Regions from separate parts of the Mus musculus genome. Here regions 2 and 3 are each linked to region 1. Evidence: chromatin loops called from intact Hi-C (ENCODE). Cell type or tissue: left cerebral cortex. All regions are shown on one strand. Each heading gives the region's core, and the rest is flanking DNA. Links, peaks and the distances in the headings are about the cores only.

Evidence for each region. Peaks named below come from ENCODE experiments on the same cell type or tissue, not always from the same donor. Only the 100,000 strongest peaks of a DNase experiment are listed, where the experiment ranks them.
Region 2: a loop joins it to region 1, with 6 times the contacts of the local background. A loop is called at or near these places in 25 of 42 quality-filtered maps.
Region 3: a loop joins it to region 1, with 4 times the contacts of the local background. A loop is called at or near these places in 12 of 42 quality-filtered maps.

The regions. Positions count from the first base shown.
Region 1 is chr11:84,914,245-84,922,166 of GRCm38, forward strand. Znhit3 (zinc finger, HIT type 3) reads right to left here and starts at 2,122. Exons shown (of 5, transcript NM_001005223.3): 1 at 2,012-2,122; 2 at 1,855-1,886; 3 at 1-41. The coding sequence starts at 2,097. In left cerebral cortex, for the core only: CTCF peaks have their summits at 4,385 (motif pointing right) and 5,316 (motif pointing left); DNase peaks (open chromatin) are centred at 4,389 and 5,275.
Region 2 is chr11:84,973,874-84,981,795 of GRCm38, forward strand. No RefSeq gene overlaps it. Among named protein-coding and RNA genes, the nearest start is that of Car4, 20 kb to the left of the region's middle. In left cerebral cortex, for the core only: a CTCF peak has its summit at 4,462 (motif pointing left); a DNase peak (open chromatin) is centred at 4,449.
Region 3 is chr11:84,988,754-84,996,675 of GRCm38, forward strand. Usp32 (ubiquitin specific peptidase 32) reads right to left here. Exons shown (of 34, transcript NM_001029934.1): 30 at 5,633-5,824; 31 at 3,700-3,988; 32 at 1-5. Among named protein-coding and RNA genes, the nearest start is that of Car4, 35 kb to the left of the region's middle. In left cerebral cortex, for the core only: a CTCF peak has its summit at 4,456 (motif pointing left); a DNase peak (open chromatin) is centred at 5,138.

The sequences.
Region 1 (7,922 bases), core at 3,198-5,697:
TCTTCTCTTCTCAACAGGTCGGGCTTCAGAGCTGCACTGCTCTGAGAGAGACACAAATTTCAGGCATAGCCAAACACAACCCTCCATGCCAGCCAACGAGGCCGCAAGTCCCCATCACGGCCAGTGTACTGAATGTGTACTGGGTAGAGACACACAGAGGGAGAGACAGGTCAAACCAAGCGATCAGTCAGAGAACCGTGAGTAATTCCGAGTCCAGCAGAAGGGGCGAGGAAGCCGACTGAGCTTGGACCTGGGCAAGGTGGTTGTGTGCCCCACCCTACCTTCACAGGACTTCCCCCAGGATTAATGGCAGTGACTTCTATAAACATAACACAATTCATCAACAGTTACTGTATGTGTGCACCCATGTGCCGCTAGGACATGAAGGTCATAACTCCCAGGTCAGAGGGGTTTAGTAGTCATGGAACACATGGATAAGGTAAGAAAAGTCTGCTCTAAGTCTACCTGAGGAAGCCCAGAGACTTAACGGAGCGAGCTTTCACAAGCAGAAAGCAAGCATTTCGGCAGGGATAGGTCTGAGCCTGGGGTGGGAGAAAACAGCAGAGACAGAGGGAGAATGTGCTACATGTATGCAGTGTTTACAGAGGCCAGAAGAGGGAGTCAGAGCCCCTGAAGGGGAGTCAGAGCCCCTGGGAATGGACCTACAAGTTGCCTATAGTAGGCAGGTGCTGAAAACCAAACTCAGAACCTCTGGGAAAGCAACAAGAAGCTCTTAACAGCCGAGCCATCGCTCCAGCTCCATTCTCAATAGGTCAGGAACTTATTTTAACCAGTTCTGGTGGCTCCTATAATCCTAGCATTTGAGGATGACAAAGCATGATCATGATAGATAGGCCAGCCTGAACTACATAAAAAAAAAAAAAAAAGAGCCAGTCTCAGCTGGGCCGTGGTGGCTTGTGCCTTTAATCCCAGCATTAGGAAACTAAGGCATGGGGATTGTGAGTCTGGGAGGAGTATAGAATATATAGTTCAGCCAGGCGTGGTGGTGTACGCCTTTAATCCCAGCACTCGCGAGGCAGAGGCAGGCAGATCTCTGAGTTCGAGGCCAGCCTGGTCTACAAAGTGAGTTCCAGGACAGCCAGGGCTACACAGAGAAACCCTGTCTCGAAAAACAAACAAAAACAAAAACAAAACAAAAAAAGGAATATATAGTGAATCTGAGATACTCTTTCTCAGCACAAAATAAAACAGCACTTGGGAGGCAAGAGGCAGGCAGATCGCTATGAATTTGAAGCCAGCCCGGTCTACAGAGCGAGTTCGAAGGCAGCCAGAAACCCTTTATTGAAAAGCAAACAAAGAAAGAAGGAAAATGAAAGAAGAAAAAGAACCAGCCGGGCGTGGTGGCTCACGCCTTTAATCCCAGCACTCGGGAGGCAGAGGCAGGCGGATTTCTGAGTTCGAGGCCAGCCTGGTCTACAGAGTGAGTCCCAGGACAGCCAGAGCTACATAGAGAAACCCTGCCTCGGAAAAAAAAAAAAAGAGGAGGAGGAGGAGAACCTGTCTCAAAATACCACACACAGAAAAAGAAAATTTCTCCTATTGTAAATAATAAACAACCATATTTTAAAGACAACCATTGCTGGCTAATTGACCTCAGCCAAGGCAGTTTCTGCGATAGTGAGGGGCTACACTAGAATGTCAAGATGAATAAATAGCTAAGACTTTTCCCAAGAAAGCAGCTGACTTGCTTTGGATTATTTGAGACAGGGTCTCAGTCTGTAGTCAGGCTGGCTTTGAACTGGCGGGAATCCTCCCGCTTCGGGTTCCTGGGGGCATGGGGCCTGTACGGTACAAAGAAGGAGCAAGGGCTGCGACGGTGTCCCGGGGTCTTACCTTTGTGCTTCTGAAAACAGGGGACCGAACAGCTGTAATGAGACAGACAGGCTCAGGTCAGCACGATCAGCACGAGCGGCCGCAGCACGTACCCCTTGCCCGCAGCCGCCGCCCGCAGCCCGGCCTCCCTCCGAACCCACTACCCGCTCTGGCTCACTAGGGCACGCGGCAAGTCGGGCAACGGTATTTCGGCTTCTCCAAACAGACCACACAGACCGCAGTCCTACAATTCAGCGACGCCATGACTTCCCAGAAGACACCCGCGCTCACTCTTTTACCTAAACAAGGGCCAATCACAGCGCTCCGCACTCATTGGCAGTCAGAAGCAATGGATTGATCCTGTTCTCTATTCTAGGCCTCACCTGTAGAGTGTCGATACAGTAGATGTGCATTTAGAGCTGCTGCGTCAAGGATTTTTTTCCTCTGATTAGATCAGGCCACGGAACTCAGGATTTTTCTGCCTCTGCATCCCTGACACTGACATCACAAGTGTGCACCACCATGCCTAATCAAAGACATTAAAAAAAAAAAAAAACTGTATACGTGTGCGCCTGTGCCGGGGTAAATGATGTCCCTGCCCCAAGAGAGACCAGAAAAAGATATCAGATCCAATGGAGCTAGAGATAGGCGGGTTTGAACTTCCTACTGTGAATGTTAAGACTCAAACTCTGTAACAGCATCTAGCGGTCCTTACTGCTAAGCCACTTCTCCCAGCCCAAAAGACATTTGAGGCTGAGCTGCTGACAAATGCTTGTTGAACCCCGACTGTGAGTTCTACAATGTCCAGACACTGGGGATGATTGGAAGACGGTCTCTTCCCTAGGAGCACAAGGCTTGAAGTGAAAACAGAATGGGGAAAGGACTAAGGAAGAGACTGGAATTTTAGTGTCAAGCCGTGCATTTGCACGACTCTGAAAATGAGCCTGTAGGTTTTCTTGTGCTTCATGCCACTACAAGCCATGGTGGAGTTGACTGACTGCAGAGCAGATCAGTGGCTAGGCTAAAGGAATCCAGGCTAATGAGTCAGAATAGATGGGCTATGACTAACCTTGAAGGCTACTATAGACTTTAGTTATAGACAAAATCGTGGAGTCAGTTGTGTTAAGGTCTGAGACCCTGTTGCAGGGTGTGTCACCAGGCCCTACTTGGAATCCTGTTTTCTTTAAGAAACTTGCTCCTCTCTGAAGCTCTGAATTTGGTCTAACCTAAACTCCAGCTTCCAGGACCTTAAATCATGTTCCTCTCCCAAATGCCTCCTCCTCATCTATGTGGCCCATTCAGGCTCTAGGGTCCTTTGTTGATTTGTTTGTTTGTTTTTGTTTTTGTTTTTGTTTTTAAGACAGGGTTTCTTTGTGTAACCCTGGCTGTCCTGGAACTCATGCTGTATACCAGGCTGAGCTTGAACTCACAGAGCCGGCCTGCCTCTGTTTCCACCAGCCCTGCTCTAGGGTCCCTGTTAATAAGTGTGCGCATGAGCATCTGTGCCTGCTGAGATGGAGCTGCTGCAAACTAGGCAGTGCCTGGAGCCCTGACTCCCACTCTTTGAGTGTCTTAGAGGGCTTGGTTGCTACCTGAGCCCTTTTATCAATTAAAGTGGATGTCCAGACCTAAATTCTTGAGCTATTGAAAGACAAATGGAAATCATACATATATATTTTTTAACCTGTAGCTGGCAAAAGGGTTATTTCCATGATACTCGGAAGGAGTCTAATCTCCTGGATCTCTGCTACTGACAATTTGGTCTGACTCGGTAGAAAGGATGGGAAATGAGTAAGAGTCCTTCTTTAGTATCATGGGACCGCTGGAAGGCTCTCCAGGCCCAAAACACTGTCCTTCCGCTAAATCAGAAGGCCCCTTTGGCTCTCTCTTTGCTCCCGTCAGCCCGTCAAGAGCTTGCTTAGAATCCAATACAAATTCACACTGACCCAATAACCCTTTTCGTTCCTAGTCTTCAACAGAGATGTGACCTTTGGTTTCCAGAAGGTCCAAATTAAAATGGGACAACCAGAGAAGGCCAACAACTCATCCATGATCACATTTGAATCTGTGTCCTGTGTGGCAAGGGTATAAACTGTCACAGACCACCCGGATTTGTATTGTGTGTTTGTATGTAATGGCTGAAACCGAGAATCTCTCCTACACACACTTCCTGTGGTGGAGATGCTGCTCCCTCTATTCTGGAGGTCCCTAGCTTCAGGGATCACTGTCAGACTTTCTTCAATGTCCAGGACAGGAAAGGAAGTGTGAGGGGGACCAGGTGGGGGAATACCGAGGACACTGTGAATCCAGACTCGTTATCCAGTTGACCACACTTGAGGTTCCAATGGGAGCATCCTGGCTTTCTATGAACTCCAGTTAAACCCATCTTAGATGCCGCGTACTCCTCCGCAAGAGCCTGAAGAGCAGTGAAAATCCTTGGAAAGAAGCGAGACAGCAAAGAAAGGTTTCAGAACTCAGGTACCTAGCTACTGGCAGTCAGGCGCCTGTGAGCCTCCAGAGACTCTCGCAGTGTTGCATGCCAGCAACAGGCACCGCCAGAGGGCGCTGCAGGCCGCCGTTGGATCGGTGTAGCGACTACTCTTAGAGCCCAGCACACACCCCACTTTATGCTGTAGATTAAGCTGCTGGCAGCTTAGAAAAAAAAGCTAGAGTAGTAACTAAACCGTGAAGCGATGAAAAGAGAGTCTCCTGGGAAAAAGCAGGACAGTCGCCAACCTCGGGCTCTAAATGCTAAAGGCTCTCCAGGGCCAGCTCTCAGTGCCTCTTAGCTAGGAGCTCATGTAAACTCCAGGATAGTGGCAGTCCACCTGGAAGCTGACCACCTATGTTAGCCTAATGAGAATCTAGCTGTGCTCTGGGAACTTTGGGGTTACTAGCCTAGAGCAGAGTTTCTCAACCTGTGGACTCGTGACCCTTTCACAGGAGTTTCCTAAGACCATCAGAAAACAGAGATTGACCTTACAATTCATAACAAAATTACAGTTATGAAGTAGCAACTGAAATAATGTTATGGTTGGGGGTCAGCACAACATGAAGAACAGTATTAAAGGGTCCCAGACTTAGGAAGGTTGAGAACCACTGAATCAGAATATTTATCTGTTCTTGGGGTGGGAGGGACAGAGGAAAGGAATGTAGGTTCGTTGGCTAAACATGCAGGAAGTTTTGGGTTCAAGCCTCGGCAATGCAGAAGTCTAACATGGTGAGCATGGCTGTAATCCCAGAATGGGAGGTGGAGGGAGGAGGATGGAGAATTCAAGGCTCCATGGAAAGTTTGCCTGGGATACTGAAGACTCCATCTCAGGGTACACTCTCCTCACATGTAGCACCTATGCTCTTACTAGAGGCCTGGGGTTAATAAGGCTTGGAGACCTGTGGGATGGCTCAGCGGTTAAGAGCATTGGCACATGGTGGCTCATGACCATCTATAAAGAGACCTGGCGCCCTCTTCTGGCCTTCAGGTGTATATGCAGACAGTCCTCATTTACATAAATAAATTAACTTTAAAAAATATATAGGACTGTGCTTTGCCCCATTCCAGGTCCATTCTGCTACTCTAAAATATCCATCCCGTGCAAGCACTGAATGACACTGGAAAACAGGTACCATTGGGCCCCGGGAGACTATTTCCACGATCTCACCTGTTCACATTCATTTCCATCCCACACGGGAAAGCGTAGGCTCCAGAAATGGCTCAGCAGGTACAGGTGCCAAGCCTGAAGATCCCTCCCGGTAAGAGAGAACTGACTCTGGTCAGTTACTATCCCCTGACTCCTCCATGTGTGCCTCCCCTCCACACACAATAATCAAACAGACAACTGTGAGCTTGCTGAGGGGAGTCTCGAACTTCTGATCCTCCTGCCCCAACATCCTGAATGCTGGGATCACAGGCACATACTACCACATCAAGGTTGTGTATTGCAAGCAGCCCCAACGTTCCTGAAAATTCACAGCAAAAGGGATGGACCATTGTACTCTGAGAAATTTCCAGAGTAGGTTTAGGCCGGTCCTGTCTGCCCTTGCTTAAAGCTCCGGGATTCTGTTTGGCAACTTTTTACAGAACCTAATTCACTGACTCATCCATGGGACTGGAAACTACCATGGGAATGGGTCAGAGGGAACCTGGTAAAATTCAGGTTGCAATCACAAGGGCGGGTGGAAACACAGTGTACAAACTCTAATCGTCAAGCAACCATCATTTCCTTTTCCGTTCCTCTGCAAAGTAGTTGATAGATTGAGGGTTTCTCTGCAGCGGCCACTAGGAGCATTTAATTTGCTGTCCAAACTAGGTCTCTTGTTTTTGGAGGGCTAAGAACCAAACTCCAGCTGTGTTAGTGCTCGGCTGATACGCTGACCCTGTGATAAAGCTATCAGACATGCTGGCCAGTCCTCTGACCTCCTCCTCCTGAGCACCCAGCTTCCCAGTCAAACACTCCTGCTTGTGCCTGGCTCTTCCTTTCCTACCCTCCGTTCATCTTCCTGGAATTCTCTATTTCCTCATTGGGGCAGTACATTTCTGACCCTCCCGTAACTCCCAGTAAATGTTTCCCTTCTTCGGAGAAATGTTTCCTGTCAGGCAACAGTAAGCACACATATTCTTTATTCCACATGCTTGCTAATCCACATTGCTCTGAATTTTATAGTAATTTGCATCTGCCCCCTACTAGCTAAACCCGGTCCCTTTATACACCCAATGTCCCTGGTATTCATCTCAGCTGAGATTTGTAAGCAAGGGCTTTGATACTTTTTTAGGGAAGACAGCTTTTATTCCTGTTAACTCTGGATTTGTTTGTTTGTTTGTTTGTTTGTTTGTTCTTCCTTACAGTCTTGCTATATGCTCTTGAACTCATGGTCTTCTGTGTCCTGGGAATTTCAGCCCAGCCAGAATTACAGAGAGAGCCTGTCTCCAACAAAACCCTGTCTCCAAGTGCTGAGATGAAGTATATGCCACCACATCCAGCTTTGAAATGAATGCTAATACCGCTTAACCCATTTATAGTTCATTTGGTAACAGTGCGATTTTGCAAGTACTCTATGGGCTGAGGTAGTTTACAAAAATAGCCATGAATTTCTGTGGAAATGAGACAGCTCATAAAAATGAGCAGGATTTCGTGGAAACAGACAGCTTTCCGCTGGATCCCAGCAGTGATTGCTCATAGATGGGAGTGAGCATCAAGCTGTAGGAAGCTCAATGACTTAAGAAATATAGTGAGGTCCGGCAGTGGTGGCACACGCCTTTAATCTCAGCACTTGGGAGGCAGAAGCAGGCGGATTTCTGAGTTCGAGGCCAGCCTGGTCTACAGAGTGAGTTCCAGGACAGCCAGGGCTATACAGAGAAACCCTGTCTTGAAAAATCAAAAAAAAAAAAAAGAAAGAAAGAAAAAGAAAGAGAGAGAGAGAGAGAGAGAGAGAGAGAGAGAGAGAGAGAGAGAGAAGGAAAGGAAAAGAAAAGAAAAGAAAAGAAAAGAAAAGAAAAGAAAAGAAAAGAAAAGAAGGAAATGTAGTGAGTGGGGCTGGAGATGTGGCCTAGTGGTTAAGAGCATTGGCTGCTCTTGCAGAGGACCTGAGTTCAGTTCCCAGCACCCACACGGCAGCTCACAATCATCTGTAACTCCAGTTCCAAAAAATCTGATATCCTCTTCTGACTTCCCTGAGCATCAGGCATGTGCATACATACATGCATGTAATAGCCATGCAAGCAAAACACTCATACACATAAAAAATAAATAAACAAAACCCTTTTGAAGTAAAAATATATGTAGTGAGGGGAAACCCTACCTTGAAGCCCTTTCCACTGGGTCTCAGGTCGTTTGTCTCGCTTTCCCTCGGTGCACCTGCAGTTTTACCAGGTGTAATGTCTCATGCCTTTAATTCAAGTACTGAGGATACAGCGTCTGTGCAAATACTGCTGTTTGTCCACTGTCACCAACTCTGCCTGCGGCAGAATCTCTCACTAAACCTGGCCACCAAGCCCCAGGGGTCCTCCTGCCCTCACCTCCAGCATTCCGATCACAGGCACGTGCCACCATGCCTCCCCACCCTTACTCCTCCAAACCCATGAGCAGACATAT
Region 2 (7,922 bases), core at 3,444-5,943, 60 kb after region 1:
CGAAAAGGCTCCACAGCATCCTAAAAGGCACTGCAAGGCGCTGCAAGCTGGAGAGCCATCATTCAAATGTTAAGCCTGTGGGAGATGCTGCTGATCTGAGCTATAGAACACACTTTCAGAGAAAACAGGCTCTTGGAGAAGCAAAGGGGCACCTCCTTGGCTGGATAATGAGTAAGCTAGTAGCTCAGCACAGATCTACAAAGCCCACAGTCCCTGCTGGGCTGCTCCCCTCAAACTGCTGCTGGCCTGAGAGTTCCTTCTGGGAGTACCACTTAGCGAGAAAGGGGACCATAGGGACCACCAGGCCAGGACACGTTGCCCACCCAGAGCTGAATGCTCTGCTCTGTCTCAACCCTGCACAGCAGCTCAGACCCGGCAGGAGCTCCACTTTATGTTGATTTCTGTTCTCTGTTCCTCCCACCCCGAGGGAAGGATCACTCACAAGCATGCGAGTGTCACTGACTAGGTCAACACCGACCACACAGAGCAGGGCAGGCACAACAGAGCTTGCAGGATGGGTGAATGAGGGAGAACTGACAGGAGGGAACGGGATTATCAGACATCATTCTGGGGCTGGAACCAAATATTTACCTTGCTCACTGGGAAATCCTGGGATAAGCCTGGCTTTCTAAGGCCTATTTATGCTGTCTTGCCCTCAGTGGCAGACATAATCAACTGGGTCGTACTACAGTTTGAACACCTGTTTCCACACATGGTGCCTGGGCATAGGAGATGTTTGATCTTCAGTGCTTCTGCTCTCTGTGTCCTCAGGGAATCTGCTATGCGATCATTGTGCTCCGGGAGGCTTTGGTAATGTGTTCTGCTCTCTGTGTCTGGCTGCTGGTCAAAGTGGAGTTTCGATGTCCCTTAAGCTGCCCACCCACATTCTGGCATGAGTTAGGTGACAGGAGGAACTGCCCGATGTGGAATAGGATGGACTTGTATTGAGACTGCTTCCGGCTTCTCGGGACACTCCCATGAGGAAATAGGTTTGGATGTGACAAGGGTCTGAATCAAACTTCTGAACTGCAGAGGAGAGGTGTGAAGTCCTGTTTTTCTCTTGGATTCACGTTGGAGTTCTGAGGCAGATGAAACCAGCATGGGGTGCTGGAGTTTGGATAGGAGTTTGGTGTGTTCTGAAAGGGTTCACATGTGAGGCAGTAACATTAAAGGCATGGCAGAAACAGTCTGTCTCTGTGTTTAGGAGTGGGGCTACTGGGGTTAAGCAGGTATTGCTTGCTGTGCTAGCCTGACGACCCAAGTTCGATCCCCAGAACCTACATAAAGGCCTGATATGGTGGCATACATCTGTAATCCCAGTGCTCCTACAGTGAACTCAGAAGAGAAAGAATAGTATTCTGTAGGAGCAGACACACCAAGAGAGATCCTGCCTCAACAAGACAGCAGAGAGCTGACCCCTGAAACTCTATCCCCGTGCTGTGTATTCCCTCCCTCACCTACTAATAAGTTAATCAATTAAATAAGAAGTAGGACATTGGTGGGACCAGAAAGATAGTTCAGCTAGTAAAGGGATCACCATGTAGGAGGATCTGAATTCAGTCCCAGCACCCACATAAGATTGGCAGCCATGGTGATGTGTTTTTGTAATTCCACTGCTGGGAGGCAGAGACAAGAGGATCTCTGAGGGCTCACTAGCCAACCATTCTAGCCTAATTGGTGAGCTCTGGGCCAGTGGTCTCTACATAGATACATGCATGTTTATGTGCAGCCACATGCACCCTCCCAAGTTAGACAACACATTGTAAAAAGTTGGGGCTTTTGAAAGGTGATTAGTGGGAGCTGGAGAGATGGAGAGATGGCTCAGTGGTTAAGAGCATTCGGGCTGGTGAAATGGCTCAGTGGGTAAGAGCACCCGACTGCTCTTCTGACGGTCCAGAGTTCAAATCCCAGCAACCACATGGTGGCTCACAACCATCCGTAACAAGATCTGCCTCCCTCTTCTGGTGTGTCTGAAGACAGCTACAGTGTACTTATATATAATAAATAAATCTTTAAAAAAAAAAAAAGAGCATTCGCTGCTCTTCTGAAGGTCCTGAGTTCAAACTCCAGCAACCACATGGTGGCTCACAACCATCTGTAATGAGATCTGGTGCCCTCTTCTGGGGTGTAATAAATAAATAAATCTTTAAAAAAAAAAAAGAAAGAAAGAAAAGAAAGGTGATTAGGAGTAGATAAGGTTATCAGGGTGAAATCTCCCCATAACTAAATAATGAGAGATTTATAAGAGAAAAGAGAAACCAAAACCAGACCCCCCCCCATACACAGACTCAGTACCAATTCTGCCATCCCTTTAATCTATGTATGTCTATGTAATCTATGTATGTCTATGTAATCTATGTATGTCTATGTAATCTATGTATATCTATGTAATTTATGTATGTCTAGAACCAATAGTGTAAATAAACCTCTGCTTTTTAAAGCAGTTTGACTCAGGCATTTCATTACAGTAGCAAGAATCAGAAAGATACTCACAAAACAGTGATTTCATTAAGACAGTAACATGTGGGGACAGCAGCTTTGCCTTTGGGAACACTGCAATGAAGTAGGAGGTGCCCAGTCTGTGAGGTGTTGAGGGGCCAGTAATAGTGTTTTTAGTTAGGGAGCACCCTGAAGATGAAGCAGGCATGCGCAGTAGACACTACATGGCAACGGATAGAACTACTTTCAGAGTGTGTTTGAGGAGCTGGAGAGTTGGCTCAGTGGTTAAGAGCACTTGTTCTTGCAAAGGACCTAGGTTTAATTTGCAGCACCCATGTGGAGGCTCACCACCTCCTTGGGTTCCAGGTACATATGTGGTGCAGATGTGTACATGCAGGTGAAGCACTCATATACATAAAATAATAAAATTAAATATTAGAAAAAGAGTGTGTATGAGATATGTCCTGGGGGCTGCCTTCAGTGATTAGAGGGGGGTGGGAGTTTGCAGAAGGTATGGGTAGGATTCACGGTAGCGGGGATAACATCTGCAGCAGAGAGGGAGTATGACAGCAGATGCCAATGTTTGGAGTTTGGTGAGAATAGATGAGCCCAGGACCAATGCAAACGAACTGTGGATGAGATGTCTCAAGACTCTGCAGGCACAGAGCCTGTGCTGTCCTTCCAGATGGGTGCTAAGGATACTAGTCAGGCAGTGCAGCAGGCTGATTTTTAACATTTCTTCCCAAGTCACACAAGGAGTTTAGAGTTTTCTTCAAATTGATACTGGCTGGGCTGGAGAGATGGCTCAGTGGGTAAAAGCACCCGACTGCTCTTCCAAAGGTCCAGAGTTCAAATCCCAGTAACCACATGGTGGCTCACAACCATCTGTAATGAGATCTGACTCCTTTTTCTGGAGTGTCTGAAGACAGCTACAGTGTATTTACATATAATAAATATTAATATTAAAAAAAATTGATACTGGCTACTTCCCTAGACACCAAATTAGTCCTGATTGGTCATTTTCTGCTTTAAATAATAATAATAATAATTTATATTTTATGTGTGTGACTGTTTTATTAGCATGTATGAACACCATGTGTGCCAAGTGTAGTGGCACATGTGCTTGAGAGGCAAAGGGAAGCAGATCTATGTGAGTTTGAAGCCATTCTGGTCTACAGAGTAAGTTTCAGGAGAGCCATAGCTATACAGTGAAACCCTGCATGGTAGTGTGTGGTATCAGTGCTAGCCTTTTGCACACCTGATAGTGTCTTATCAGAGATTTACAGCAGTCTAAGAGGCAGCATGGGGAAGACAGGGGTTTGAGTGAACCTTAAAGGATATCAGAGTGCCTATCAAAGCGTTCCCACTGGCCCCATGCCAGCCAGGCTACCTGATGATGCTTAACCCACTGAGGACAATAGCTTCTCCTTCCTTTCCTTCCTGGCCCTCCCTGAGAAGGGAGGGAGAACAATTGAGTTGGACCCCTTGTCCCCAGAGGTTGATCCCCAGCAGCCTGGGCTTTAACACAAATACCATATGTCCATCCGGCTATCACGGCAGGCCAGCACACACCAGGCTAACTCCCCAACTGCCTGCAGATTTTTGATGCTAACTGCTGAGTTCCATAGGAAGAGCCAGAAGTGCCTCTTCTGTATGGTATTGAGCCCAATTTTAGCTTTCTCTTCTTTCCTTTTTTAAAAAAATTTTTTTTTTAAGAAGATAGGGTCTCACTTTGTAAAGTAGGCTTGCCTCAAAGAGACAGAGATCTATCTGTCTCTGCCTCCCAAGTACTGGGATTAAAGACCGGTGCTTTACCATACCTGGTGCTTCCCTTTCCCTGGTGATGATGCTAGAAATGGTAGACCTCCATCCAAAACTGACACCTCTCAGGGGACAAAGCAGATAGATGAGCACTGGCTGCTCTTACAGAGGACCTGGATGTCCTTCCTAGGAGAGGACTGACATGGTGATTCACAACCGTGTGCAACTCCAGTTCCAGGGTTGCCCTCTTCTGGCCTCTTTGAGCACTGCATGTATGCTCATACATCTGTATATATGTACATACATACATACAAACAGACAGACATACATTTGGTGAATCTGAAGAGCCCCAATAGTCACACTTTATTTTCTCTCAGCCTTTTTTTACTTTCTTAAAAATTCTTTATAAAAATCACCTCACAGATACAATGTTACAGAGAGTTACTGAAGGGTATCAATAGTAAGTTCAAAGCAATGTTTCATTTTCATTATAAGTTCAAAGCAAGTTTCACATGGCCTTGCTTTATCACAGTGCACACCTGTGGCCTCATCCTTGGACCTGACCTAGAATGAATGTTTTTCCTTGATCACAAATCTGTCCCAAGCCTATTTCTCTTAGTGCATTTATGAAAGCTCACTGTATTCCTTATTGTTAGGCCTTTACTTACTATTCTATGAGGTGGGGGCACATTATAATCTTTTTGTTGTTGTTTTATTTTGTTTTTCGAGACAGGGTTTCTCTGTGTAGCTCTGGCTGTCCTGGAACTCACTCTGTAGACCAGGCTGGCCTTGAACTCAGAAATCCACCTGCCTCTGCTTCCCAAGTGCTGGGATTAAAGGCGTGCGCCACCACGCCGGCTTCATCCTATTCTTGATTCTAACTGTACTACATCTTTCTGGCAGAACAACTAAAACCATCTCCTTAAACTTTCTTCCTAAAATTATTTGAATCAAATTAGGAATTCTATTAAGTCATTAATTCATCTAAACAGCATTAATTCATCAAAGTTCATCTTCATGTTGATCTGCAGGAAATTTACCCAATGGGGTGGACTGATGCCCAGGAATCATCAGGCTGTGTAACAGTGACAGGAAAGGCATATCAGCAGTGAGAGCAATCCTGGGGCAAAGTCTCTGGGGCTGTGCCTCTCCAGGGTGCGTCCATCACAGCCATGCCAAATGGTGGGCCATCTCCAGGAAACTCACGTGCTTGCCTTTCCTAGATGACTTCTGTCACAGGTGCTCCAGAATGCAGCTGGGAACAAGTGACTTTTACCCTAGCCAGAGTCCTTTTCTTTTCCTGGTCCCATCTCCCCCTCTACTCCCCTCTTTCTTCTTCTATCTACTTCCTGAGGTCCCTGGGCCACCTCAGGCAAGGAACAAACCTAAGATGTTAAGTGTCCCTCAGGAGCCACTGCAGACTTCCTGGATCTGAGGCCTTGTCATCTTCCAGGAACTGGGGGAGGCTTTGCTATTAGGATAGCCACTTCCTCTCCTGATGCTGCAATGCTGTATTTGCACAAGTGCAACTGACTTGTTCATTGTGTTATCACTGTACTGTGAAGTAGTCAAGGGCTTAGTGACCTTGTCAAAGAGGAAGCTACAGAAACTCATTGTAGGTCGACCATTTTCCCAGGAATGGGGTACAAAGCAGCAACTGGGTTTGATTCCATTCTGTCTCCTCCTCGAATCTTGGTTTGCATCCAGCTCAGAAACACTCTACCAGTGGGACACCAACATCTTGGGCAGGTGATTTAACCACACCTAGTCTCCAATTCATCCATAAAAAGGGATGAAGTTCACCCCTCACAGAGCTATGCATGTTGAGAGTTGTTCAGTAACCAGTGGAACACACATAGCATACGCAAACAGATCTTCTAAATAGGGCCTGGGGATGTAGTTTAGTGGGTAGAGTGCTTGCCTAGCATGCACGGAAGCCCTGAACCTTAGCACTGTACAATCCAGACATGGTGGTGTCTGCTTGGAATCCCAGCATTCTGAAGGTGGAACAGAACCAGGAGTTCAAGGCAATCCTTGGTTACATAGTTAGTTTGAATCTACCCTGGGATAAAAGTGATTTTATTTCAAAACAAAACAACGAAAACAACAAAAATAGAACAAAAACATCATTTGAGATTTAAGTGGCTTTCCAACTTTTCTTCCCATCTTAGTTGAGTTCTTTGTTGTGATAAAATGCTGACTAATTCAACGTGGGGGAAGAAAGGGCTGAGAGTGTATTTCAGCGTACACTTTACAGTCTATCGTCAAGAGAAGCCAGGGAAGGAACTCAAGCATAGCATAGATCATGCTTACTGGTTTGCTTTCTAAGACTCATACGTTTTGCTTTTTTTTCCTCACAAGACAGGGTTTCTCTGTGTAGCCCTGGCTGTCCTGGAACTCACTCTGTAGACCAGGCTGGCCTCGAACTCAGAAATCTGCCTGCCTCTGCCTCCCAAGTGCTGGGATTAAAGGTGTGCACCATCACTGCCCAGCACATTTTGATAATAACCCAGGACCATTTTCTCAAGAGTTGGCACTGCTCACAGTGGATTGGGTCCTTCTGCATTAACCAACCATTAGACATGCCTACAGGCCAGTCTGCTGGTGGCATATTCTCAATTGGGTCATCCTTTCCCCCAGATGTTTTTAGCTAGTGTTAAATGGACAAAAAACTAAGTAGCACACTTCCACCCAGGTCTAGGCTCAGGACTACCTTCAAGGCCCAAAGTTTGTTCTTTTAAAAAATGAGATGATGTTGATTTGTAATTCCAAGCTGCAGCGAGCTATGCAAACAAGGAGTGGCAGCAGGGACTTTCTCCAGCTGGCACAGTTTAAGGACACAGGTCGTGGGCTGGTTATTTACAGGTGCCCTGTCCCTAGGACAGCTGCCAGGCAGCAGGCTGCTCCAGGCACTACCTGCATCTCCACAGTAAGAGCTTTATCTGGCCTTAAGCAACAACATTGTGCTGGTTGCTAAGGATTCTGCATTGTCTCATTCAGGGATGGTTTCTCCCTGGTTGTTCTTCCTCTCTTGCCCACAACTGGAAAAGCAAAATGGCCTCTGCAAAGCCCACTGAGCCACCGAGGTGTTTCCTAGGCCTTGCTTTAGAGCTTCATAAGTCTCTTGCAGGAAGCCACTCCAACGCTGGGAGCTAGCACCTCAAAGGTTGCTGCAGTCCTGCACCCTGGGTTTCTTGCACACTTAGGGGGTGAAAGGTGCTTTAATGAATGACATTTGATCCCATGTTCAGGCAGTACCTACTTTCCACTCGGACATCAACCTGAGCAATCCCATCCTGAGCTTGCCTTAGCAATTATTATGTAGAAGAAAGGATCCAGTTCTGATGCTGTCATACTTACTCCCATCAACGTCATAATTACTCCCAAGGGGACCTGAAGTGCAGAGGGAAGTGACCTGTCCATAAGAGCATGGCCAGGAGTTCCACACCTCTGCTTTTCACAGCAATCCAGCACTGAACCTGGGGCTTCAGCAGCCTCTGAGGACAAGTATGTACCCTACTCCATTCCTTATCTCCAACAAGAAGTCTCTCCTTGCTTAATTTGCAATTTTAAGAGCTGGCACTCCCTATAGAGCCCAGGCTGTCACAGAACTTGCTATATATAGCCCAGGTTAGCCTCAATTTTGCTGGGATTACTGGCTATCCCGCCTGCCTTTTTAAGATTTACTTATTTATATATGTGACTACACTGTAGCTATCTTC
Region 3 (7,922 bases), core at 3,444-5,943, 75 kb after region 1:
TGAACCTGTGAAAGAGAGAGGGAGAATTGTTAAGTCCAAATGCCACAAGTTAAGTTTGATGCCAAATGCTAACTCTGAAGCTAGCTTCCTTAATGTACATACAAAGACAAGAATGCTGGCTGCCTACTCTTACTCCTTATTACAGAGCTTGTGATAGTTATTGTTGGCTGTAAACCTGACTACATCTGAAATGTACTAAAACTGAAGTGGACATCTATAAGGATTTTAAAAAATTACCTATATTAATTTTTTTAATCCCCACAAGACAGGGTTTCTCTGTGTAACCCTGGCTGTCCTGGAACTCACACTGTAGACAAGGCTGGTCTAAAACTTGAGATCTGCCTTCCTCTGCCTTCAGAGAGCAGAGACTAAAGACGTGCACCACCTTTAAAACTGATTTAATTTAGATCTTTTGAGGTTGGAAGATAAACCTTTAATCCAGGTTTTTAGTTTTTGTTTTTCTTTTTTGAGATAGGGTTTAGCCTATATTTATTTTAGCCTGTATATATAATTTTTAGGACTCTGTATAGTCCTGGCTGTTCTAGAACATGCTCTGTAAACCAGGATAGTCAGGAACTCTGAGATCCACCTGCCTCTCCTTCCAGAGTGACAGAATTAAAGGTGTGTGATACCAGTGCCTCAAAATCTACATCTTTTGGGGTGGCAAAATGCACTTTTAATCTGGGCTACACCTTCTGCTGATGACTTGTATAAAGGACATGGAAGGAGAGAGCTTTCATTCTTTGCCTGTTTGCTCTTGCTCATGATGGCATGTCCATTTCTTTACTGGCATTAATGCCTACTCCTTTGGGATTCTGGGGTTTACTGAAGACCAGCTGAGACACCTTGTCTCATGGACTGAACAACTACTAATTCTTGGACCTTCCATTGGTAGACAGCCATTGTTGGGGTAGCTGGACCACAGCCTATTAGTCATTCTAATCCCTCTAGAGAACCCTAATAAGAACAGCTAATCAGATAGGCAGCAGCAAAATGCAGAACACATTATAGGAATTATAAAATCACAGAAAGGTGATTTATGTCACATTCAGCTCAAAACAATGAATTTTATAAATACATTCTTAGATTGGGTGTGGTGGCGTACACCTGTCATCCTGATACTCAGGAAACAAAAGCAGACAGACTCTGGGTTCAAGGATAGCCTGGGTTACACAGTGAGTTCCAGGCCAACTTGTACCACTACAGCAAAATCCTATTTCAAAAAGCAAAAAAAACAAAACAAAGAAAAACAAATTACCAAGGACCCTTAGAATCCATATACAATTTACTTGTAATGATTTCTCATGTTAGAGATGAAAACTGAGGTCAAGACCTGGTGGCACACGCCTGTAACTCCAGCTACTCAAGAAAGAGGATTTAAATTCAAGGTCAGTCTAGACAATGTTAAGCTGGATTCCGTTCAGGATACTTAGTGAAGTACTATCTCAAAAATAAAAATAAAAAACGCCTGGAGAAGTATTCAAGTGGTAAAGCACTTGTCTAGCATGTATGAAATCCTGGGTTCAATACCTAGCAAAATGAAGCAAGAGGGAAAAAAAACCCAAACAAACCAAACAAAAACCACCAAACCATATAAAAACTGAGGAATTAAAACTACACAATACTCAAACATCTTTTCCTTAGATTAAGATTAAAAGATTAAAAGGAGCAGGGCAGTGGTGGTGCACTTCTTTAATCCCAGCACTCAGGAGGCAGAGGCAGGCAGATCTCTTCGAGTTAAGGAAGCCTTGTCTATAGAGTGAGTTTCAGGACAGCCAGGACTACACAGAGAAACCCTGTCTCAAAAAACCCAAAAGGAAAAAAAAAAAATGAAAAGGGTACTTATTCCACTGTATATTTTTGAGAGAATGAAAATAAAGTTCACATACAGGGTTGGAGCTATAGTTAGCAAGAGATGGTAAAAAGAATCATACACGCTTAGTCTTCATCTGTGGGCCCCACAAGATCCAGAAAAGTATAAATCAGACTTAATAAAAAAATAAAAATCTCAGCCAGGCATGGTGGCGCATGCCTTTAATCCCAGCACTTGGGAGGCGGAGGTAGGCAGATTTCTGAGTTTGAGGCCAGCCTGTTCTAAAGAGTGAGTCCCAGGACAGCCAGGGCTACACAGAGAAATCCTGTCTCGAAAAATCCAAAAAAATAAAAATCTCAATTGTGCCAGCTAGTGGTGGTATACATCTATAATCCCAGCTCTCAGGAGGCAGAGGCAGGTGAATCTCTTGAGTTCGAGGTCAGTCTGACCCACAGAGTTCCAGGAGAGCCAGAACTACACAGAGAAACCCAGTCTTGAAAACTAAAACCAAACAAGCTAACAACAGAAATAAAACTGTATTTGTACTAAAACACAGACTTCTTTTGTATGATTTTATAAATAAGCTATTAACATAACACAGCAATTTACTTATGCATATACATAAAAAATCACATATGTATATGTAACTATACATATAAGTATACATACGTGTGCATATATTTACATTTATTTATTAATTTATTTATTAATTTATTTATTTATGAGTCAGGGTTTCTCTGGCTGTCCTGGAACTGGCTTTGTAGACCAGGCTGGCCTCGAACTCAGAAATCCGATTGCCTTTGCCTCCCGAGTGCTGGGATTAAAGGTGTGTGCCACCAGGCCCGGCTTCTTATCTATATTTTTAAAGATAGAATGTATGTAGACCAGCTGGCTTGAAATGTAAAATTTTGGGCTGGAGAGATGGCTCAGCTGTTAAGAACACTGACTGCTCTTCCAAAGGTCCTGAGTTCAAATCCCAGCACCACATGGTGGCTCACAACTATCTGTAATGGGATTCAATGTCTTCTTCTGGAGTGTCTGAGAACAGCTACAGTGTACTTACATATAATAAATAAATACATTTAAAAAAAACAAAGAAATGTAAAATTTCTGGGTGGTTGGAGAGATGGCTCAGCGGATAAGAGCACTGACTGCTCTTCCAGAGGTCCAGAGTTCAATTCCCAGCAACCACATGGTGGATTACAACCATCTGTAATGGGGTCTGATGCCCTCTTCTGGTGTGTCTGAAGACATTGACGATGTACTCATATACATAAAATAAATAAATCTTTAAAACAAACAACAACAAAAAAACCTTGACATTTCCCTGTCTTAGTTTTCCAAGAGTTGGGGTTATAGGTGTGTATTATATCCCACCTGTATCTTGTATTGAGTATTATAAAAGAAATAGAGATGATTTAAAATGTGCAGAGGCTATATGAGCAGGTTATATGTAAATAACACAATACTTTACTTAAGGTACTTGAATATCCATGGTTTTTGGTATTTGTGATGGTTAATCATTGTCATCTTGGATCTGAGTAGGTTTAGAATCACCAGGAGACACACCTCTTGAGTGTGCTTCAGAGTGCTTCCAGGAAGATTTAATTAAGAACAAAGACCCACCATGGGTTTTATCATCTTGTAGGCTGGAATCCTGAACTTAAAGCAAAAAAATGGGAAAAGAAACTGGCTGCACACCAGCACTGATGTTTCTCTGGTTTGTGACTTAAAGCGCCACTACTCCTGGTATTTCAAATCCTCTCGCTGTAACTTGGTATTTTCTTCATTTTATGAATGACCAACGAGAATCTAGATTTAAGGAGGCTGTTGTCTTGTGCTCAAAGTAACAATGCTGAAATAGAGATGGAAGCCCTTCCCCTTACCTTTTGGGCTACTGGTGACATTTGCACTGAGTGAAGATGGGCTCTTGCTCAGGAGCACATCCTCCTCCCCTGCTGAGCTCTGGATATCCACTTTCTTCACATCTCCTGCTGGGATCCTTAGCTCAGAGAAGTCATCCCCCTGGGGTGTGAGTGGTTTATGCTGGCAAAGAGTTGGGTCTCTTGGTACTAAAAAAGCACTAGGGTCAAAACTTTCACGAGGAAATTTAACAATTTTCTGTGATTTTATCCACCGTCCATTTACAAACTGAAATCGTTTAAGGTGAATAATCTGAAGAAGAAAAGGTAGGAACATTCAAGGGTTCTGAAGAACATGTAACATTCGTGCATTGTTAACAATCTCAATTATATTTTTTAAATAAATGATATTATTCCTTGATTATGTCATTGTTATATGTATATATGCAATTGGCAAAGACATCAAGCCTGACATTGAAAAATCAAATTTAGCTGCTTATTAATCATACCTTATATTTAAAAAATTCCCACTTCCTCATCTACTGGGTTCCTAGGTCTGCCCATGCCTATATCTTCCTTTCTTTCAGTTTTCATTTCTGGAGCTAGCCAAATGAATGTCATCAATTTCTTGTATATTCATTCTTGAGAAGCTATTATGTTCACAGTATACTAGGAGTGCTGGTGCTGGAGAAATAGCTCAGAGATTGTTCCCAGTGCCCATGTGGTAGTTAACAACCCTCTATAAACCCATTTTCAGAGTATTCAGTGCCCTCTTCTGGTCTCTGGGGGCACTTCGTGCACATGATGTATTTGGTGCATGGATATGCAGGCAAAAACATCCACACATATAAAATAAAAATAAATAGAAAACTTCCTAATACTGGAACAGATTGTGGTAGTGCCCACCTTTAATCCCAGAACTAGGGAGGCAGAAGCAGTGGATCTCTTAGTTTGAGGCCAGCCTGATCTATATATAGCAAGTTTCAGGCCAACCAGCACTACATAGTAAGATTCTGTCTGTAGAGGAATTTTAATCCAGCAACATGGCTACTCTGGCAAAGGATCAAATCAAAAGACCTTTTAGGTCTGTGTAATCAAGCTGTAATGACACATCTTTAATCGACCTGTTTGGAATACAGACATACCCTTAATTGAAAATAGTGAAAGTAAAGTTAGTTTGGAGAAAGAAGCACACATATTTGAAAGTGATGTCTAATTGATGATGAATATGATGAATCAAAAAAGATTAACAGAATAGGATATGCTCAACTCTTAAAGAGAGAGAAAAGGGAAGCTACTTAAGAGCTAGTAGTGCAGAGAGGGAAGTAGAAGCAGTTTTACCAGGACCATTGTACAGAGACAGGATGAAGAGAGATGAGCCAGAGAATGAAAATGAGCCAGAAAAGCTGAGGTTTTCTGCAATTCAGGAGAGACTCAGAGTGAGAAGCCTGATTAAATCAGCTTGGAAAGGAGTTTGAGCCAGAACAGCTGAGTTGAATCAGCCAGCCAGAGCTCAGAACTCGGAAGGGGTGAGCTTATTCAGCAGTAAGTCTCAGAGGCTGAAAACATTCTAGGCCTAGATAAGACTGCACAAAGGCTAGAAGCTTCCAGGACTAGGCTTAGGTTAGCAGACAAGCAAGCCTCAGAGAAAGCAATTACTTTAGGCAACTTTTATAACCCCAACCTTACTTTCTTTATTTTTGGAATCAGGGCCTTACTTTGTCTAGGTTAGGTTGGAACTCACTATGTAGCCTAGGCTTGCTTTAAGTTTTTGGTGATCCTCCTGTCTCAGCCTCTCACATTCTGGGATTAAAGGCATGTGCCACCATACCCAGGTAGAAAAGTTTCTAAACACAGTTATAGGAAATACCTTATCTTCAAAAGTAGCCCTGAAATCCTGCTAATGACTCCTCTAACTCACACTAGATTCTTCTCATAGACAGGGCTATTAACATACCAGGATTGGAGGAAGCCTCCAGAGGTCCAGTTTCTTGGTTGCCAAACAGTGTGTTTTACATTTGGAGCAGTAGTACATCTCATTTTCCCCCAGTTCCTCCTCACTGGTGAAGGCACGGAGACAGCTGTCCAGGTTGATGGGCTCAGCTTGTGCTCGCCGACTCTGTTCCACACTTTCATGCTCCTCTACAACCTATTAGAGGGGGAAACAGGATACACAGAGTTGTGCTGAGGGCATTTAAAATGAACACCTAGCCATACAACATCTTCTTAGTCACAAACTCATATATGGTCTACATGTGGTGGTGAAGTACAATCCAAACTAGTCTTTGAGCAATGCAACACACACACACACACACACACACACCACACCACACCCTATCAATAATACCTGGATTAAATGACTATTTATACAGCTAGATTTTTTCTTTTGAGACAGGGTCTCATGTAGTTCAGGCTGGTCCAGAATTCACTAAGATAACTTTGAACTTCTGATCCTCAGTTTGTTTGTGTAGCAATTTCCCCAGAACTGAAATAGTCTCCCTGTGAAACTAAAGAGATGATTCAGCCATTAAGAGTACTGGCGAGATGGCTCAGAGGGTAAAAGCACTGACTGCTCTTCCGAAGGTCCTTAGTTCAAATCCTAGCAACCACATGTTGGCTCACAACTACTTATAATGAGATCTGAGGGAGGCCCTCTTCTGGTGCGTCTGAAGACAGTTACAGTGTATTTATGTATATTTATGTATAATAATAAATAAATCTTTGGGCTGGAGCAAGTGGGGACTGAGCGAGCGGGGTTGACCAGAGTGAGCAGAGGTCCTAAAATTCAATTCCCAACAACCACATGAAGGCTCACAACCATCTGTACAGATACAGTGTACTCATAGACATGAAATAAATAAATCTTGAGAGAGAGAGAGAGAGAAAGAGAGAGAGAGAGAGAGAGAAAAGAAAACTGGCTGCTCTTTCTGAGGAACTGGGTTTAATTTCCAGTACCCACATGATGTATAACAACTAGCTGAAGTTCTAAGTCCAAGGGGATCTGATGCCCTTTTCTGGCCTCTGCAAGCATAGCACATGTACATAATATATTCCCTCCAAGATGTGGTCGCAGAAGGCTTATGAGATTCAGGTTGTTAAACTTCACATAAAGCTGAAACCTGCCAAGATCTTCAAAGTGCCCCTGCCCCAGCTGTATACAACCCACAAACAATTGCCTGAGAAGACTGACCAGCCAAAATGCTAAGAGATTTTTTTTTTGACCTACCCAGCTTGGGCAGAAGTCAGAAGAGAGCAGATCCTGTAGAGCCACCAGGTGGGTACTGGGAATTGAACCAGGGTCCTCTGGAAGAGAGTAGTGCTCTTAACTACTTTCTAGCTCTGATAGAGCTGCATAATTCAGTACCTGTTTCTCTCACCCATACTTCTGTTAGTAACTCCAATAAAAATTCAGTGGTTCACCATGTTGGACTTTGGAGTAATTCTTACTTTTGTCTGTAGTGGGTTCTTTTTCTGGGGTGAGTAGGTGAGCGTGCATGCTGTATAACCCTGGGAAAACAGGTGTGTGCCACCACACATGACTTTATGCTGTGATGGGAAGTGAATCCAGGGTTCTATGAGCTCTAGAGAAGCACTCTATCAAATAAGCTACCTCTCCAGTCTCTTAAAAATTGTTCTAAATCCTTAAAATGAGAAAACAAACCCAAAACAAAACAAAACAACAACAACAACAAAAGTAACAGTTAAAAATGCCTGCTTACTTCACAATTTTGAAATCCTTAGGACAGTTTAAATGTGAACTAGCCTTCAAGAAAATAGTAGTAAAAGCAAGCATATTTTAGGCAGAAAGAAGTCTTAGAATACTGCATATGTAACAGTTAGGGAAATAATGCAGAATAGTGAAGCCAGATATGGATGAAATAAAAAAACAAAAGATCCAGAAGGGGCTAGAGAGATGGCATAGAGATTAAGATCATTGCCTGTTCTTCCAGAGGACCTGGTTTCAATTCCCAGCACCCACATGGCAGCTTATACCTGTCTGTAACTCCAGTTCAAGGGACTCTGACATCCTCACACAGACATACATGCAAGTAAAACACCAATGTACATAAAAAACAAACAAAACCCTCGACTCTTCTTCGACTGCTTGCACTTACTTGTCAGTACATCCGCTGGAACTTACTTTTACAGAATACCAGCTGAAACAACTAGCCTCGTGGGACTGAGCAACTACTAGATTCTTGGACTTCCCATCTACAGCTGCCCACTGTTGGGTTAGTTGGACTACA